Regions from separate parts of the Homo sapiens genome. Here region 1 is linked to region 2. A link is an interaction called in ENCODE POLR2A ChIA-PET data of the cell type or tissue named here. Cell type or tissue: PC-9. All regions are shown on one strand. Links, peaks and the distances in the headings refer to the core of each region. The heading gives the core; the rest is flanking DNA.

Region 1 (11,797 bases), core at 3,409-8,408, 76 kb after region 2:
ATAGTCAATTGATCTTTGACAAAGAAGCAAAGGCAATGTAATGGGGAAAAGATAGCCTTTTCAACAAATGATACTGGAATATGTGGACATCCATACACACACACAAAATCTAGACACAGACTTAACAAAAATTAACTCAAAATGGACCGTAAACCTAAATACAAAAGGCAGAGCTATAAAAACTTTTAAAACTGTAATACTCCTAGATGATAACATAGGAGAACATCTAGATGACCTAGGGTTTGGCAATGGCTTTTAAGATACATCAGGCCAGGCCTGTAATTACGCTTGTAATCCCAGCACTTTGGGAGGCCAAGGTGGGTGGATCACGAGGTCAGGAGTTTGAGACCAGCCTGGCCAATATGGTGAAACTCCATCTCTACTAAAAATACAAAAATTAGCTGGGTGTGGTGGCGTGTGTCTGTAGTCCCAGCTACTCGGGAGGCTGAGGCAGAAGAATCACTTGAACCCGGGAGGCAGAGGTTGCAGTGAGCCGAGATCGTGCCACTGCACTCTAGTCTGGGTGACAGAGCGAGAATCTGTCTCAAAAAAAAAAAAAATACAACATCAAAGGCACAATCCTTGAAAGAAAGAATTAATAAGCTGGACTTTTGTTGAAATTAAAAACTTCTGCTCTGTGAAAGACACTGTCAAGAGAATAAAGACAGAAACCACACTAGGAGAAAATATTTACAAAAGACATATCTGATGAAGGACTGTTATCCAAAATATACAAAGAACTATTAAAATTAAGTAATAAAAAAGTAAACAACCCAGCTAAAAACTGGACCCTTATTTGATCATTACACATTGTAAACATGTATTGAAATATCACATGTACCTCATTAATATGTACAATTTTTATTATTTTTTTTTTTTTTTTTTGAGACAGAGTCTCATTCTGTTGCCCAGGCTGGAGTGCAGTTGTGTGATCTCGGCTCAAAGCTCCACCTCCCAGGTTCACACCATTCTCCTGCCTCAGCCTCCGGAGTAGCTGGGACTACAGGTACCCACCACCACACCTGGCTAATTTTTTTGTATTTTTAGTAGAGATGGGGTTTCACCATGTTAGCCAGGATGGTCTCAAGCTCCTGACCTCGTGACCCGCCCGTCTCGGCCTCCCAAAGTGCTGGGATTACAGGCGTGAGCCACTGTGCCCAGCCAATATGTACAATTATTATATGTCAATTAAAAATAAAGAAATATAAAAGGGGCCAACGATCTCAACAGACACCTCACCAAAGAAGATATACAAATGGCAAATAAGCATATGAAAAGATGCTGCTCATCGTATCATCAGGGAAATGCAAATTAAAACAAGATACCACTATACCTCTATTAGAACGGCCAAAATCAAGAACGCTGACAATACCAAATACTGACAAGGATGTGGAGCAACAGGAACTTGCATCCATTGCAGGCAGGAATGCAAAATAGTATAGTCACTTTGGAAACAGTGTAGTGGTTTCTTGCAAAACCAAACATTTTCAACACACAATCCAGCACTCACACTCTTTGGTGTTTACCCAAATGAACTGAAATCTTACGTTCACACAAAAATCTGTTCCTATGGTATAAATATGTCCCAAAGTTCATGTGATGGAAATTTCCTCCCCAATGCAGCAGTGTTGAGAGGTGAGACCTTTAAGAGGTGATTCTTATGGACACCATTATCTAAGGAATGGGTTAGTTATCATGGGAGTGGGTTCCTGATAAAAGAATGATTTTGGCCAGATGCAGTGGCTCATGGCTGTAAACTCAGCACTTTGGGAGGCCAAGAAGTGAGGAATTGCTTGAGGCCAGGAGCTCAAGACCAGCCTGGGCAATATAACCCTGTCTCTACAAAAAATTAAAGAAAAAAAAATTGGCAAAAGTGGTGGCATGTGCCTTTAGTCCCAGCTGAGTACTCAGGAAGCTGAGGCAGGAAGATCACCTAAGCCCAGGTGTTAAGGTTATAGTGAGCTATGATTATGCCACTACACTCCAGCCTGGGTGACAGAGCAAAACCCTATCTCTAAAAAAATGAAAATAAAAAATAAAATAAAAAGAATGAGTTTGGCCACCTTTCTCTCTCACTGTTGTGTGTGCCTTCCTGCCCTTTCATCTTCCACCATGAGATGATGCAGCCCTAAAACCCTCATCAGATGCTGATGCCATGTTCTGGAACCTTCCAGCCTCCAGGACCATGAGCCAAATAAACTTATATTGTTTGTAAGTTACCCAGTCTGTAGTAGTCTATTGGAGCAGCAGAAAACAGACTAAGACTCCTGCACACAGATGTTTATAGCAGCTTTATTCATAATTGCCAATATTTGGAAGCAACTAATATATCTTTCAGTAGATAAATAAGTGGACATGTCTATCAGTAGATAAATAAATGGATAAATAAGCTGTGATACATACAGACAAGGGAATATTATTCAACACTAAAAAGAAAGAAGTTATAAAGCCATGAAAAGACATGAAGGCAACTTAAATGCATATTACTAAGTGAAAGAAGCCAATCTGAAAAGTCTACATTCTGTATAATTCCAAATCTATAACATTCTGGAAAAGGCAAAACTATGGAGATGGTAAAAAGGTCAGTGGTTGCTGGAGGTTATTAGTGAGGGAGAGATAAATCCATGGAGCACAAAGGATTTTTAGGGCAGTGAAATGACCTTGTTTGATAACGTAATGGTAATTATGTCATTATACATCTGTCCAAACCCACAGAATGTACAACATCAAAGTGACCCCTGATGTAAACTATGGACTTTGGGTGATAATGATGTGTCAGTGTAGGTTCATTAATTATAGCCAATGTGTTACTCTGGTGGGGGATGTTAATAGGGGGTAGGCTATGCATGTATGGGGGAATGGGGTTTCCCACAGGAAATCTCTGTGCCTTTTGCTCAGTTTTGCTGTGAATCAAAAACTTCTCTAAAAAATAGTCTATGAAGAACAAAAAGGAGGAGGAAGAGGGTGAGGAGGGGGAGGAGGCCTAACTAAACTGAAGGGTGTGCTATAATAATAATTGCAAACAATAGCAAAGTCATGGAATCAACCTAGGTGCCCATCAACAGGGAACTAGATAACAAAAATGTGGTATATATACACCATGGAATACTATGCAGCAATAAAAAAGAACAAAATCATGTCCTTGCAGCAACATGAATGCAACGGTAAGCTATTATCCTAAGTGAATTAACACAAAAACAGAAAATCAAATATTGAATGTTCTCACTTATAAGTGAAAGCTAAACATTGGGTACACATGGATTTAAAGATGGGAACAATAGACATTGGGAACTCCAAAAGTGGGGAGGTAGGCAGGAGGGGCAAGGGCTGAAAAACTTCCTATTGGATACTATGTTCGCTATCAATAGACAGATCAATAGAAGCACAAACCTTGCATTGTGCAATATGACAATGTAACAAACCTGACATGTACCCACCCCTTGAATCGAACATGATTTTTTTTAAACAAAAAAGAAACAGCATGAGTATCCATCCCCTTTCTCCATACTGTGAGGCCTTGTGTTGGCTCCTCTCCTGCTCCAGAGAAAGACTTAGGCCTAGTCTATGAAGAAAGTAAGACTTAGGGCCTCTAGTTTGGGATCAGATACAGTTGAGATTAAGGTTATTGTTCTGAAAACAGGATAAAGGGAATGCTTATTTGTTAAATGTTAAGACCCCTCAATCCTCCTCCTCTGCTCAGTTATCAGAGAGTTATCAACCAGGGTTATATCCTTTAGGCAGGAAAATGGAAGGTTTTTCACAGGGGAATTTGAACAGCTTAAGAGAAAAGAAAAAAACCAAATATACCAACATCAGGCGTTCTCCAACAATGGCCCAACCAGATCACCCTACAGCCGATGTTCTCAAAATCAGCTGCACATTAGATTTCCAAGGTCCTTTTGAAAACCTCTATGCCCAGGCTGTATCCCACGCCAATTCAATATGTAACTCTGGGAATAAAACCCAAATATCTATAATTCTTACTACTCTTAAACAGGATCTATAGCTATGTCCCCTTTCTGGTTCTGACTTTATTTGTGCCTCCTCTCTTTTATTCTAGATCAGTTTTATCAGTTTTTCTATCAGTCGTTTCCAAAAACCAATTTGTGCCTTTATTGAGTCTCTGTTATAAACCTGTTTTCTATTTTATTTGTTTCTACTCTTATCTTTATTTTTTATTTTCATTTTTTATTTAACTCACAGTACGTCTACTCCTATCTTTATCATTTCCTTTCTTTCTACTTTCTGTGTTTAATTTACTCTGTGTGTGTGAGTGTGTGTGTGTGTGTGTGTGTTTCTAACTTCTTGAGATGGATACTTACATCACTATTTTCAGGCTTTCTTTTTTGAACTATGTCATTATTTCTATATATATTCTATGGTTCAATTGACACATTTTCAATTTTAAGGCTATAAATTTTCCTCTAATGGCAGTTTTTGTTGCATCTTGCAAGCTTAGCTATTCTTAACATTATTTAGTCCAAAATATCTTTTCCTGTATATTGTGATTTATTTAATCCATTAGGTATTTAGAAGTATGTTGCTAATTTCCAAACATTCAGGGATATTCTAGTTACCTTTTTTATTATTGATTTCTAAATTAATTTAAGTGTGGCCAGAGAACATGCTCTGTTTGATTTTAATCATTTTAAATTTATTGAGTTGCTTTATGATCCAACATATAGTCAATTTTGGTAAATGTTCCATGTGTACTTGAAAAGAATGTATATTCAACAACAATTGTTGCAATGTTCTATATGTAACATTTCAGTAATATTTATTGCATCATTCAAATCATTTATATCTCTACTGATTTTTTTGTCTGATAGTTTTCTAGTTAACAAGAGAGGTATATTGAAATCTACTCTACTACTCTGATTAAGGATTTCTCTATTTCTTATTTTAGTTATGACTTTTTTATTTTTTTTGCTTTCTATATTCTGATGTCTTGTTATTAAGTACATACAAATTTTATATTGTTGTATTTTCTTGGTGAGCTGACCCCATTATTATTATGAAACATTTCTGTTTATTCCATTTTATTTTATTTTATTGTTTTGAGACAGGCTCTCAGTCTGTTGCCTAGGCTGGAGTGCAACCGTGTGATCTCAGCTCATTGGAACTTCCACCTCCTGGGCTCAAGTGATCCTCCCACCTCAGCCTCCCTAGTAGCTGAGACTACAGGCATGTGCCACCACACCCAGTTAATTTTTGTATTTATTCTTAGAGATGGGGTTTTACCATGTTGGCCAGGCTGGTTATTCACTTCTTATCTTGCTTTATACATTAAAGTCTTTATGCTACATCTGCTTTCTTTTGTTTTGAATTTGTGTTGTATCTATATTTTTTTCATTCTTTTGCTTTCAAACTTTCTGTGTCCTTATATTTAAGGTGTGTTTATTATAATCAACATATAGTTGTGTGTGTGTTTTTTAAATCCAGTGTGACAATCTTCCTCTTTAATTGGACTTTTTAGTCCATCTATGTTTAATGTAATTACTGACATATTTGGGCTTAAAATCTATCTTATTGTTTCTGTATTCTGTATTTCTTTTTCTCTCCTTCTTGCCTTCTTTTGAATTTTTCAAATCCTGTTTTCTTTATCTATTAGCTTATTAGTTTATCTTCTCTTACTGTTCTTTCAATGGTTACTCTAGATTACAGCCTGCATCCTTAACTTTTTAAAGTATAATAAAAATTAGTACTTTTACCACATTTGGACAATGCAAAGACCTTAGAACTTTATGTCTATTGACCCCACTCCTTTTTTTGGTAAAATTATTGTCATATATATTTAAATTTTCTATAAATTTTAATCCACAAAATATTGTTGGAGTTTTACCCTTTCCATTGCTCTTTATTTCTTCCTGAATTATTATGTTTCCATCTGAAATCATTTCCTTCTCCATAACTCTCTTCAGTATTTTCTTTACTGTGATTCTTCTAGGGATAAATTCTCTCAGGTTTTTTTTCTCTGAAACTGTATTTTTGTTTCATTCCTGAAGGATAGTGTCACTGGGTGTAGAATTCTTGGATGTTAGTTATTGTCTTTAAGTGCTTTTAAGTTAAAATTCACTGTCTTTTAGCTTTCATAGTTTTTACTGAAAATTTAACTCAGTCAGGCCAGGCGCGGTGGCTCATGCCTGTAATCCCAGCACTTTGGGAGGCCGAGGCGGGTGGATTGCCTGAGGTCACAAGTTCGAGACCAGTCTGGCCAACATGGTGAAACCCCGTCTCTACTAAAAATACAAAAAAATTAGCCAGGTGTGGTGGCACATGCCTGTAATCCCAGCTACTCGGGAGGCTGAGGCAAGGGAATTGCTTGAACCAGGGAGGTGGAGGTTGCAGTGAGCCAAGATCGCGCCACTGTACTCCAGCCTGGGCGACAGAGCAAGACTCCTCAAAAAAAAGAAAATTTAACTCAGTCTAATTGTTGCTTTTGTTTTCAACAGCTTTACTGTAATCTGCCTAGGAGTAGATTCCTTTGTATTTATCCCTGTCGAGGTTGAACTAGCACTTCTTGAATCTATGGATCAACATCTCTTGACAGTATGGGGAAATTCTTAGTTGTTATCTCTCTGAATATTTCTTCAGCCTCTGCTTCATTCTCTCTCTTCTCATTCTGAAACTCCAGTTACACATGTTAGATGTTTTCACCTTGTTTCACACACCTTTTTTTTCTAGCTAGGTAGAAGATACTAGCCTTTTTTTTTTTTTTTTTTTGATAGGGTCTCACTCTGTCGCTCAGGCTGGAGTACAGTGGCATGATCTTAGCTCACTGCAAACTTCACCCCCAGGCTCAAGTGATCCTCCCACCTCAGCCTCCCAAGTAGCTGGGACTACAGGTATGTGTCACCACGCCTGGCTGATTTTTGTATTTTTTATAGAAATGGGGTTTTGTTATGTTGCCCAGGCTGGTCTCAAACTCCTGGATTCAAGTGATCCACCTGACTCAGCCTCCCAAAGTGCTGGGATTTACAGGCATGTGCCACAAACCTCTCTTATGAACCAGCCTCAAACATCTCTTATGCTCTTATATGTACTTTATATTCATTGTCTCACCATATTTCAGCCTAGATATTTTCTTCTGACTAATCTTTTATTTCTTTTATTCTCTCTTCAACTGCTTCTAATCAACTGTTAAACCCATTATTGAATTATTAATTTCATTTATTGAATTTTTCAGTTCCAGAGTTTCCATTGATTCTTTTTTTTATAGTCTGTAGTTCTCTCCTGAAATTCTGCATCTTGTAATTTAATTTCTGGAACACATTAATCACAGTTATCTTAAATTATGTGTATGATTTCTCCAATATCTGGATCTTCCACAGGTCTCTTTCTATTGTCTGTCTTGTAACTGAATTTTTGGCAGTCTTGTCTTTTTTTGCATGCCTATTTTTCATTATCTGGATCTTCCATAGGTCTCTATTGTCTGTCTTGTAACTGAATTTTTGGTAGTCTTGTCTTTTTGTGTGTGCCTATTTTTCATTACATGCTGGACATTGTGTATGAAAAATTATAGCAATAATTTGAGGCACTGGACAATATTATCTTCAGCCAGAGAGGACTTATTCTTATTTATAAGAACGGTTAAGGTAGGGGCATGGCACCAGAATAAATCTAAAATTAGTTGCTTCAAACCAAATTTCAGTCTTTGAGAGTTAGTCAATTTTGGATCATCCTTACTCCTAGGATATAGCCCTTTAGGAATCCCAATTGAGAGTCTGGGATGTTTACCAGCTACTCAGGAGGCTGAAGTAGGAGAATCACTTGAACCCGAGAGACGGAGGTTGCAGTGAGCTGAGATCACACCACTGCACTCCAGCCTGGGCGACAGAGCAAGACTCCATCTCAAAAAAAAAAAAAAAAAAAAAAAGAAAGAAAGTCTGGGATGTTTACTAGAACTCCTTCTTATTGATGAGCCCTGAACCACTGTTATTGTTTCCTCTGCCCAGAGAGACTTCCAAACACTCTGCTCAGCTTCTCATTTTCTCAGGTTTGACTTTGAAACTAGGAACACCTCAGTGGTGCCAGATGTTTGTCTCACCTCTGTGGAATTCCCCCTTCTCCAGAATCTTGACCCCTAAGTTCTTTTCTATCTCGGTAGTTCTCCAATGCTTCCAAACAGATATTTTAAAAATATTTTTGAACAGCTTTCCTAACTGTTCTTGATGGGAGGCTTGGTCTGGTTTGCAATGTCTTTGGGTGATTTCTATTTATTCTGCCTAGCTCAGTGAACTTGAAAAAGGAAGCCATTAACAGTACCCAGGGTATTTCTCAAAACTTCTCAAATGTAAAATTCTGCCAGTAATAACTTTGAGAACCCATCGGAACAAAACAAGACATTGTGACACATAATTCAGCACTGCTCCTGGCAGCGATGCTGAGATGGACCATTCTAAAGCCTTTTCTTTCCCTTGGCTTTCTTTATCTCTCCCAAACTATCAAGCAAAAAAAAAAACAAAACATCTACAGGTACAAACCTCTTTTACGCTTTCCCAGTAGCCTGTTAGGCCTCTATTTCTAATTATTCCCAATGTTAGGAATTCAAATTCATGTGTTTCTAACCTTAAATTTTGGAGATTGCAAAAAAAGGCTCACAGAAGTGAAAATACATTATAAGAGTTCATATAATAGGACTCCTTCATCAGAAATGAATTACTATTCTTGCATATCACTAAAGTAATAGTGCTTTCTCCATATCTGTATCTCTAAAATGCTGCTCCTTCTTTTGAGAACATTCTCTTTCTTTATTTCTCATCATATGCCCCACGTCAGATTCTCTTGGCCTCACCTGTCTCCAGGACATTTGAATCCAGCTCCAGTCACTGCTGTTGGGAAAATAAATCTCGGGATCCCAAATCACTAAGCCAAAGAGGAAAGTCAAGCTGGGAACTTCTGAGGGCAAACCTGCCTCCCATTCTATTCCTAAAAAATGATAACTACCAAGATAAAAAACCTACACACCTCCCTCACAATTTGCCCAAGAGGAAATTCCTTGGGGACAAAGGACAGACAGAATTTAGTCATCCCTCTGCTCACTGAGATAAATGTATATCTGATTGCTTCCTTTGGAAAGGCTAATCAGAAACTCAAAAGCATTTGTCTCTTATCTACCTATGACCTGGAAGCCTGCTTCAAATTGTCCCACCTTTCTGGACCAAACCAAAGTACATCCTACATATGTTGATTGATGTCTCATGTCTCCCTAGAATGCATATATAAAATTTAATATAGAATGTAATATAAAACCAAGCTGTACCCCACCCACCTTGGGCACATGTTGTCAGGACCTCCTCAGGCTGTGTCACGGACACACATCCTTAACTTTGGCAAAATAAACTTCCTAAATTGACTGAGACCTGTCTCTGATATTTGGAGTTCACAGGACTAACTTTGCATGGATTGCATTCACCTTCATGCAGGCACATGATGATGAGACCTTATTCCATACCAATACCACATGCTTATTTCCACCCTTCTGTTGATGCTGAGTCATCAAACACCAGGGGACACATATGTATGAGACAGAAGAGCAGGAGAGTTAACCCTCATAACAGGAAAAACAAAAGCCAGTAGAGAAATTCCTCCCTTCTTTTCCCAAAGCAGTTTGTTGAGGGATTGAAGATATCTTTAAACTATTCCCTCAAGCATAGTTTCCCGAGACACACTTAATACAACTTCTTGGAGGATAGCCCCATAGATTGAGCTGCCCAGATGCATTTAGTGGCAGCTACTTTGCAAACACATCCTCATATTAGCTTTGTTTATTTCCCTGTATATAAATCCTAACATTGCCTATGTAAAATAAAATGACAATTACTAATTTGTGGAGTTAGAAAGAAAAGAAAGAACCAAAAAATTAGACAACAGTGCCATATAAGTCAGAAAAGGTAAGAAAATAATTAAAATATTCTAAATGTTTTATGCTATCTAGAAGAGAATGGTAAACATATTTAAACTTTATGCCTTGTTAGATTAAAATACATGACACATTTCTGAAGTAACCTCTAAAAAAATAAAGTATAATTCCAAATCTTTAGTGAAAACATGGAAGAGGGGGAAAGGTGCAAAAAGAACTCAGTTAATCAAAAATAAAAAATAAAAAAGCCCGAAAAAAAAAAAGCCAAAAAAAAAAAAAAAAAAAAGCCCAGAGACCTAGAAAATGTAGAACAAATAGAAATAAAAAAGGAAGAATCAAAGTCTAAATATATAAAGAATCATAATAGGCCAGGGATGGTGGCTCAAGCCTGTAATCCCAGCACTTTGGGAGGCTGAGGTGGGCTGATCACCTGAGGTCGGGAGTTTGAGACTAGCCTGAGCAACATGGAGAAACCCCATCTCTACTAAAAATACAAAAATTAACCGGGTGTGGTGCTGCATGCCTGTAATCCCAGCTACTTGGGAGGCTGAGGCAGGAGAATCACTTGAATTTGGGAAGTGGAGGTTGTTGTGAGCCGAGACCAGCGTGGGCAACAAGAGCGAAACTCCGTCTCAAAAAAAAAAAAATCATAATAAATATACATGGAACAAAATTAATAGTAACAAGACAGATGATCAGTTAGGACTTTTTTTTTTGAGATGGAGTTTTGCCCTGTCACCCAGGCTGGAGTGCAGTGGCGCCGCAATCTCGGCTCACTGCAAGCTCCGCCTCCCAGGTTCGCGCCATTGTCCTGCCTCAGCCTCCCCAGCAGCTGGGACTACAGGCGCCCGCCACCACGCCCGGCTAATTTTTTGTATTTTTAGTAGAGACGGGGTTTCACCGTGTTAGCTAGGATGGTCTCAATCTCCTGACCCTGTGATCCGCCCACCTCGGCCTCCCAAAGTGCTGGGATTACAGGCGTGATCAGTTAGGACTTTTTAATACAGCTGTATACATTAATACATCTAAAGCAAAAGAACTTAGAAAGGTTGAAAGTAAAAGGATTGCAAATATTACAAGTAAACACTCACTAAAAGAAAGCTGGTTTGTCTATGATAATATCAGACAAAACAGACTTTAAGACAAAGAGCAATGTAGGGATATAAAGGGATAACTGTGTCATGATATAAAATTTAATTCACCAAAATGTTAACACAATTCTAAACACATAAGCACCTAACAAAATGTGTTCCAAGTACAGGGAGCATAAATTGATAAAAACTGGAGAGGCTGACAAACCTACCATCATTGTGGGAGATTTTTCAACATGCTTTTGTCTGTGACTGGTAATTCAAGCAGAAAACAAAAAGCAAAGATACAGGATATTTGAACAACAAAACTAACAATCTTGTAATAATGGACATATATCAATTTTGTACCTAACAATGAGAGAATACAAATTCTTATCAAGCTTGTATTTCTCAGATTAGATTATAAATTAACCAATTAGGCAAATATCACTACATTTTAAATAAAAGTATAATAAACATTATTATTATTATTATTATTATTATTATTATTATTTTGAGACTGAGTTTTGCGCTTGTTGCCTAGGCTGGAGTGCAATGGCGCCATCTCGGCTTGCTGCAAACTCTGCCTCCTGGGTTCAAGCGATTCTCCTGCCTCAGCCTCCTGAGTAGCTGGGATTACAGGCGGGCACCACCATGCCCAGCTAATTTTTGTATTTTTAGTAGAGATGGGGCTTCACCATGTTGGCCAGGCTGGTCTCGAACTCCTGACCTCAGGTGATCTGCTCACCTCAGCCTCCCAAAGTGCTGGGATTACAGGCATGAGCCACCATGCCCGACCTAAAAGTATAATAAAAATTATGATAACAATGCAAATATGTCAGAAGAGACAAGGTCTCTGTTACCC
Region 2 (8,357 bases), core at 1-5,000:
TGCTTAGATCAATCAGCCAGGTGAACTGGAGGGAGACCCTGGCCACAATAGCATTTACTGTCCACCTGGGAAAGCACAGTGCAGTTAAAAGCCTATTTCTTTTTCTCTCGCAGATATTGATCTACTTAGCTTTGTGCCAGGCTGTTTGCTGGTAATTAATTTCAGAGTCAGTGCAAGGGCTGGCAGTTAACATCACTTTCCCGAATGCACGGAGGCCTCCCTCCAAACTCATAAAGATGATGTGACTGCCTCTCTCAGCTACCCGGGCCGTGCTGTGACTTCAGTATCTTACATTTGGGCTGACGTTAAGTGCAGGACCTGGACTCCGTGTTCTGTCACATTGCTAAGTGAGGGCCATGATGATTTAAAAAAAAAAAAAATCCAGTGCTCTTTCCAGTTCCTTGATCCTGGAAAACAGGAAATGATTTTGTTTGTCTTTCCTTCAGTCCACATGAAAACCTTCTGCTCTTCCTGGACGTGGCTCTTGTTTTGACTTTGCCATTAGCTAGCTGTGTGATTCTGGCTCTCACATCCCATCTCTGAAGTGGTTTCCTCGTATGTTCAATGAGGGGTTTGAGCTAGATAATATTAACTAATATCTGTATGGTACTTTACATTTTATGTAGCATTCACACCCACACTGACTCAGTTTGCCATTAATAATTGTCTAGTCTTGGTCTGTGTCTTGGTTTCTTCATCTGTAAAATGTGGATAATGTTAGCACCTCCCTGATGGGGTTGTGGTGAGGATTAAAGGAGCTTAGACATATGAAGTACTCAGACCTGTGGCTGCACCTGGTAGATGTTAAGTGTTGCCCCCAGCACCATCATCACTGCCTCATAGCAGCCCTCTTTATTTTTCCCATCTTACAGATAATGAAGCATTTGCTCCTAAACTGCTTAATAATTGACAGAGCAGGGATTCACCTGCAGACTTTCCAGTTTCCTTGAGGCTTTCCTAAGAGGCTAAGTGCGTAGGGAAACTGAAGAAATGACACATCCAATTGCCTCCTCTCCCTGCAAGAGGAGGGCAGTAGTATTAAATGTGTGCTCTGCAGAGAGCAAGGCTTCCCTTCCGTGCCGCCTTTTTTGCCAGGAGGCTGCTGTTCACTCTAGTTCCCTGAGCAGAAGCCCAGAGACCACAGTGTCCTCTCCTGGACATCCACCGTTTCCAACTTTCCACCACAACCTGCTTCCTTTCAGGCAAGAAAGTACTAGAGGTGGGCAGTTAAGTCATTTAAAACTATTTTCACAGCAGATCTTTACTGAATTTTTAAAAAGCAATATTTATGTCCCTTAGACATTTCTGAGAAGACTTAGCTGTTCTTTTAAAAACATCACTTCAGCGCCAATGAAAAATATAATCCAGCCTTAGTAATAAATTTTTAAAACATACACACACAAAAGTTATCAGCCTGCAAAACAATGTTTCCTAGGCTTCCCACACATCTCAGTATTTTAACAACATCCCATCTGTTGATGTCAGTCTGAAGAAGCAGGTCTATATTCTCTAATTTTATTAAAATCCTTTCTGGCTAGTAACCTGATTTCTATTAGGCTGGCCTACTTATTTCCAGGCCCCAGGCCTGTGGACACATGCCAGTCTGCATGGCTGACAGAAATGGGGATGGTTAATCAAAAATCTGCTTAGCATGTGCTTAATAAGGAATGTTTTCTGTTGCTCTTGTTACTAATTGCTGAAGATGTCTGTGTTTGGATTAAAACTTTGTCCCCTGCCATCTGGATGCCATTGATATGTCTCAGCTCAGTCATGAGCCTGGTGATATCAGTGGTTTCCATGTCAATGGATGACAGCGTCATATGTTGAAACGTGTGATTGCAGTGCACAGTGAAGGAGCCAGCCCTGGGGAAGAGGAAGCTCTGGTTTCACACCTAAATATCTTCACTGATTTTCAGACATTGCTCTGAAATTATTTCTTTTTTGTGCCAATTACATTTACATGTACAATTGCAGTGCAAATGTTTTTGGCCATTTGGGAAAGGAGACAATGGGCTCGTTGGTACCTATAGTTCCAATCAGTGGGAAAGACATTTTCTCAAAGAAGTCTTTTAAAATCTCCAGCTGATAGGAAATCTGTTTACTCTCTGAACCCAAGCAATGTACCGTATACACGAAGTGGCAATCTCAGGCAAAGCTCGGAAGTCTGCATGTAAGGGCAGCAATGGTATATCGCTAGCTATTTTCCAAGGGGACCCCGGGACTCAAGGTCTCGCTCATGCAGCCTGTCTAAATATAGCATCAGCAACAGCAGTCAAGAGATAGTATTGAAATAATCAAGAAGGAAGAAAGAAAGAAGGAAGGAAGGAAGGAGAAAGAAAGAGAGAAAGAAAGAAAAAGAAAGAAAGAAAGGAAGAAAGAAAGAGAAAGAAAGAAAGAAAGACCCTCCAACTTCAAGCTCTGGTCTGCAGTGTCCAACACAAGATTAAGAACAGATGAATTTTAATCACCTTTTTTTTTCCTTTTTTTTTTTTTTTTTGAGATGGAGTTTCACTCTTGTTGCCAAGGCTGGAGTATGGCGTGATCTCAGCTCACAGCAACCTCTGCCTCCCAGGTTCAAGCGATTCTCTTGCCTCAGTCTCCAAAGTAGCTGGTACTACAGGCATGTGCCACCATACCTGGCTAAGTTTGTATTTTTTGTAGAGACGGGTTTCACCATGTTGTCCAGGCTGGTCTCGAACTCCTGACCTCAGGTGATCCACCCGCCTCGGCCTCCCAAAGTTCTGAGATTACAGGCGGGAGCCACCGTGCCCGGCCTTAATCATCTTTTCTAGGAGTTCCGTGATTTTGGTTAAGAAAATAGATCATTGCAAAATCGTTTCCTTATGAGGTAGACTACAGTAGCAACCACAAAAATGAACCTAAGAAAATGAACCTGATAGCAGCCTACTTTATTTATTCTTCCTTAGATCAAGAATGCTGCAGCCAATGTCCTTCGGGAAACATGGTTAATCTATAAACACACAAAGCTGCTAAAGAAGATTGACCATGCCAAAGTGAGGAAACACCAGAGGAAGTTCCTCCAAGCTATCCACCAGTGAGTATGCCAGAGCGGTTCAGCCATCAGATGACCAGACTGGGAGTGGCGGGACTCCTACAACTCTGTCAGTAGCACAGAAGAAATCCATTCTGTTCCACTCAACAAGTGGAGTGGTGAACTGGGTCTGATCACTCACTGACTGCACCAGCCACATGCCAGGAATTGGGCAGGCTGCTATGGAAGGTAAAAACTAGAGTAAGAACCTCTAAGAGCTTTCACATTCTACACACACACACACACACACACACACACACACACACCACACACCACACATCACACACACCATACACACCACACACACACACCACACACACACCACACACACACACCCCACACACACCACACACAAACACCACACACACACACCCCACACACACCTCACACAAACCACACACACACCATACACACCACACACAAACACCACACACACACCCCCCACACACCACACATCCCACACACCACACACAAACACCACACACACACACCCCACACACACCTCACACAAACCATACACACACCATACACACCACACACAAACACCACACACACACACCTCACACAAACCACACACACACCATACACACCACACACCACACACACCACATACCACACATCACACACACCATACACACCGCACACACCCCACACACACCATGCACACCACATACGACACACACACCACACACACACCACACACCACACATCACACACACCATACATACCACACACAAACACCACACACACAACCCACACACACCACATCACACACACCATACACACCACACACAAACACCACACACAAACACCACACACACACACACCCCGCACACACCACACATCACACACACCATACACACCACACACAAACACCACACACACACACACCCCGCACACACCACACATCACACACACCATGCATTGCAACTCAAATCAAAACAAACCGTGGCTGATGCTTTCTGTGATGGAGGAGTTTTTAAAAGTATAGTGGAAAAGCAAAGGATGAAAACATTCATTCTGATGGAGAGGTTTGGGGAATCCCTGAAAAGTTGAGAATAAGGCACTCAACATGGAAGGTGCAGCCCAGGCATAGAGGCAGGGAAATGATCTGGGAATAGCAAGAAACCAGTGACTGAAGGTGAGCATGCGTGGAGACAAGAGTTTGCTTTCTGGGGGGATGTGACAAGCCCCTGGAAAGTAAAAGCCTCAGTTGTTCCCCAGGTTCACGGTCCCCATGCTGGGTTCCAAAATCAGAGGCAGTGGTAGGGCTGGAGGATCTGCTGGTGGGGCTAAACCTTTGCATGGACTTGAAGGGCTTGCCTGTTACCATTCTTCCCCACAGGTTGAGGAGCGTCAAGATGGAACAGAGGAAGCTGAGTGACCAAGCCAACACTCTGGTGGACCTTTCCAAGGTGAGTGGCAGTGTCTGGAGACATCCCCTAGAACACGCAGACACTGAGTCTTCTCAGGCTCACCTGTGAGTCCTGGCTGGGTTCGCACTGGACAGCGCGGGACCAGGCAAGCAAAGAAAAATTTCTGCTTGGTTCAAAAATACCTAGGCTCAAGTTTGTTTCATTTGCAATCTACCGGTATGTCTTGTGGGCTTTTGAAACTTGGTGTTTGTTTCTTAAGTGAAATCGCTCAGGTGTGTCTCTGCGTGAAATTAATGAGCTGACTAAACCTTTTCCGTGTCATTTTATGAGCTGCACATTGAGGGACTCCTGAGGTTGGGCTTGAGTTTGCACGGCTGTGAAGCATGCTAGCAAGGACCAGACGGTAACGATGGCCATGGTAACTGCCCAGGTCACACCGGTTTGCTGTAATACTTGGAAGTTCATTTTTGTACATCCTCCAGTCCTTAACCAACTAGTTTTGCTGGCCTCAAATTGGCGGCAGTGGTGTGTGTGGGGGGGTGCATTTCTTTACTTCTCAAGAGGCAGATAGCCTACAAGGAACATGAAGATACCCAAAAAGAGAGCCCTCTTTTGAGAGCCCTAGGGTGTAAGGCTCGCCATCACTCTGCCACTCTGTTTCTGGCCCTGAGCTGCCATAAATACTGTAAGGAAACTCCTCTTGCAAATCACCCAGGTGAGGGAGCCGAAGGCCACACTGCTGGCAGAGCTGAGAGTCGGTGCCACTGAAGAAAGGGCCTCCCCCTCCTCAGCCCCCTCTCCTCATTGCCTCTTGATAGGAATTGTATATTAAGTGTACAGCCCAGGGCCAGGCTGGCAGAACATTCCAGCAGATGTCAATTATCATAATGGAACACATTCCCTGGGTAAGCAAGAGAAACTCCCTCAGGCACATTAAGCACCCTTTGAAAAGAGTGCAATCAGAGAAATCACTAGTTGTCGGGCCACGTGCAGGTGCCTTGTTTAATAAAGGGATTGAACCAAAGAAAGGGCCTTCTAAACCTGTGAGGACTTCAATCGGGGAGTAAGTGGCTTGGCACATTTGGGGAGAAGCCTCCAGGCCCGCGTGCCTTTGGAGGAGGGCGTTCACGTGGAGTGCAGGGTGGTTCCTAGGAGCCTGGGGTGGGAGTGGAACGTGGGCATGCAGGAGAGAACTCCCTCAGGTTTTTGGGTGTGTTGGTTTTAATATCAGAAACCCGCTGGGACTAGGTTTAAAAATGGAGAAATCTATTCTAAGGATATAAGGGAGTCTCATTCCAGGCAAAACCTCAAAGGAGACATGTGGCCAGACTGCAGGAAGGAACTGACTCGAACTAGACCTGGGAAGCCCCCACAACCAGGAGGTCTCTCACCATTTCTTCTCTGTCCTTCTGTTTAAGTGACTGCTTCAGTTCTCTCTCCCTCTCCCTGTCTCTCTCTTCCTCTCCCTTTCCCTGTCTCTCTCTTCCTCTCCGTCTCCCTGTCTCTCTTCCTCTCCGTCTCCCTGTCTCTCTCTTCCTCTCCCTTTCCCTGTCTCTCTCTTCCTCTCCCTTTCCCTGTCTCTCTCTTCCTCTCCCTCTCTCTTCCTCTCTTTCTCTCCCTCTCTGCCTCCTGTCCCCGCGACAGACTGTAACAGGCTCCAATTCAGAGAGTACATATAATAGTTTTAGCCACAGGTAAAGACTAATTGGCCCCCTACTAGTCTTAATTCTAAATTCTCAGAATAGAAGAAATGATTGGCCAATTTGGGCCACGTATCCACCCTGGGACCAATCAGCATTGGCCAGGAAGAGGGTCATATGGAGCAAACAGGGCTAGGGGCCCACCTGTGAGCTTCAGGAATAGCCCAACAAACTGCCCCAGGATGTTTCTTCCATGAGTAGCAGTATTTCCTGTTTCTCCTCTCACCTTGCAGGACATGCTGTGACTGATGTTCCCTGGGGACATGAGGCAAACCAAACTTTCTTTTTTTTTTTTTTAGTTTTATTATTATTACACTTTAAGTTTTAGGGTACATGTGCACAATGTGCAGGTTTGTTACATATGTATACATGTGCCATGTTGGTGTGCTGCACCCATTAACTCGTCATTTAACATTAGGTATATCTCCTAATGCTATCCCTCCCCCCTCCCCCCACCCCACAACAGTCCCTGGAGTGTGATGTTCCCCTTCCTGTGTCCATGTGTTCTCATTGTTCAATTCCCACCTATGAGTGAGAACATGCGGTGTTTGGTTTTTTGTCCTTGCGATAGTTTGCTGAGAATGATGGTTTCCAGTTTCATCCATGTCCCTACAAAGGACATGAACTCATCATTTTTTATGGCTGCATAGTATTCCATGGTGTATATGTGCCACATTTTCTTAATCCAGTCTATCATTGTCAGACATTTGGGTTGGTTCCAAGTCTTTGCTATTGTGAATAGTGCCACAATAAACATACGTGTGCATGTGTCTTTACAGCAGCATGATTTATAATCCTCTGGGTATATACCCAGTAATGGGATGGCTGGGTCAAATGGTGTTTCTAGTTCTAGATCCCTGAGGAATCTCCACACTGACTTCCACAATGGTTGAACTAGTTTACAGTCCCACCAACAGTGTAAAAGTGTTCCTATTTCTCCACATCCTCTCCAGCACCTGTTGTTTCCTGACTTTTTAATGATTGCCATTCTAACTGGTATGAGATGGTATCTCATTGTGGTTTTGATTTGCATTTCTCTGATGGCCAGTGATCATGAGCATTTTTTCATGTGTTTTTTGGCTGCATAAATGTCTTCTTTTGAGAAGTGTCTGTTCATATCCTTCGCCCACTTTTGGGCAAACCAAACTTTCAAGCCTGCATTTCTGCAGTGCCACCCACGGCCTCTTGGAGAGATGGGGCCCACGGAGCAGACCGGGTGAAGCGAACCCCTCAGTGAACTGGAAAGACACTCCTGTGAATTGGGTGGGGGAACTAAGCCGTAAATAACCCAGGAGCAAGTTACCTGGAAAGAAAGAGTGTGCAGGAAAGGGTTAAGGGAAAAATCTGCAGAACCCCCGTGGGGAGATCTGGGGAGGAGATGAACTCTGACATTCGCCCAGTCTTTATCTTTTCCTCCCAGGAGACTCACCCAAGGTCCTGGCAGCAGCTTAGCACACTTCACACTGGTCCATATTCCCCCTGGCATCCTGTCACCAAGCAACGGAACAGGGGGAGACAATAACGCTGTGTTCTCTCTCTTTTCTGTCTTTGTGCTGTAGCCTCCCAAGTCAGCGCCTTCCCACTCCTGCCCTTTGGTCCTCTCTAAATTAAGAATATGGCATGTGGCCTCCACATATTACGTCTGTATTGAATTGCTGTCCTATAGGCTGGCAGAGCTGGGAGGGCTTGGAGTCTTTCCCCGATTGCTTCAATTACTTCAATTGAAATATAAAAATAATTCCTACCATCGGAGGCTCAGGTGATCGAATAAGATGATATCTGTGAAAATGCTTTGTAAACTATAAAGGTTTTGCAATTGGTAGTTCTGATTATCAATATAGATGAGGAAACCAAGATCCAAGGGAACAAAGTGACCATCCCACGGTCAGGCAGTTGGTGAGCACCAGCGTGGGGGCCACAACCCAGGGGCCTGGACTCTGAGTCCAGAGCTCATCAGGGTGCCCCTGCGGTCAAATGAAATGGGTGATTTTGCACATTCCGGGAAGAATGTTTGCCTCGAGGAGGTTCTGTCATGTTGATTAATAAAGGGAGTACTTTCACTTCTAAAGTCACCCTGTCCTCCAAGGGCATCCACGACACGGTGTCCTGCTCTGGCAACAGCAGAGCTCATGGGAGCGGGGCCATCTCCATGCCACCTTGTGACCTTTCCTTATGCTGCCCCAGTGAATTTCCTCATGGGGCCTGTAGTCTGCTGGGGAGGCCTCACTG

The links. Peaks named below come from ENCODE experiments on the same cell type or tissue, not always from the same donor. Only the 100,000 strongest peaks of a DNase experiment are listed, where the experiment ranks them.
Region 1: POLR2A ChIA-PET joins it to region 2 with 5 read pairs; 2 of 35 experiments call an interaction of 5 or more read pairs at or near these places.

What each region holds. Positions count from the first base shown.
Region 1 is chr1:154,633,064-154,644,860 of GRCh38, reverse strand. No RefSeq gene overlaps it. Among named protein-coding and RNA genes, the nearest start is that of ADAR, 31 kb to the right of the region's middle. In PC-9, for the core only: no CTCF peak of the experiment used is centred there; no DNase peak of the experiment used is centred there; H3K27me3 peaks cover 1,798 bases.
Region 2 is chr1:154,709,574-154,717,930 of GRCh38, reverse strand. KCNN3 (potassium calcium-activated channel subfamily N member 3) reads left to right here. Exons shown (of 8, transcript NM_002249.6): 6 at 2,928-3,055; 7 at 4,398-4,467. Among named protein-coding and RNA genes, the nearest start is that of ADAR, 110 kb to the right of the region's middle. In PC-9, for the core only: no CTCF peak of the experiment used is centred there; a DNase peak (open chromatin) is centred at 3,010.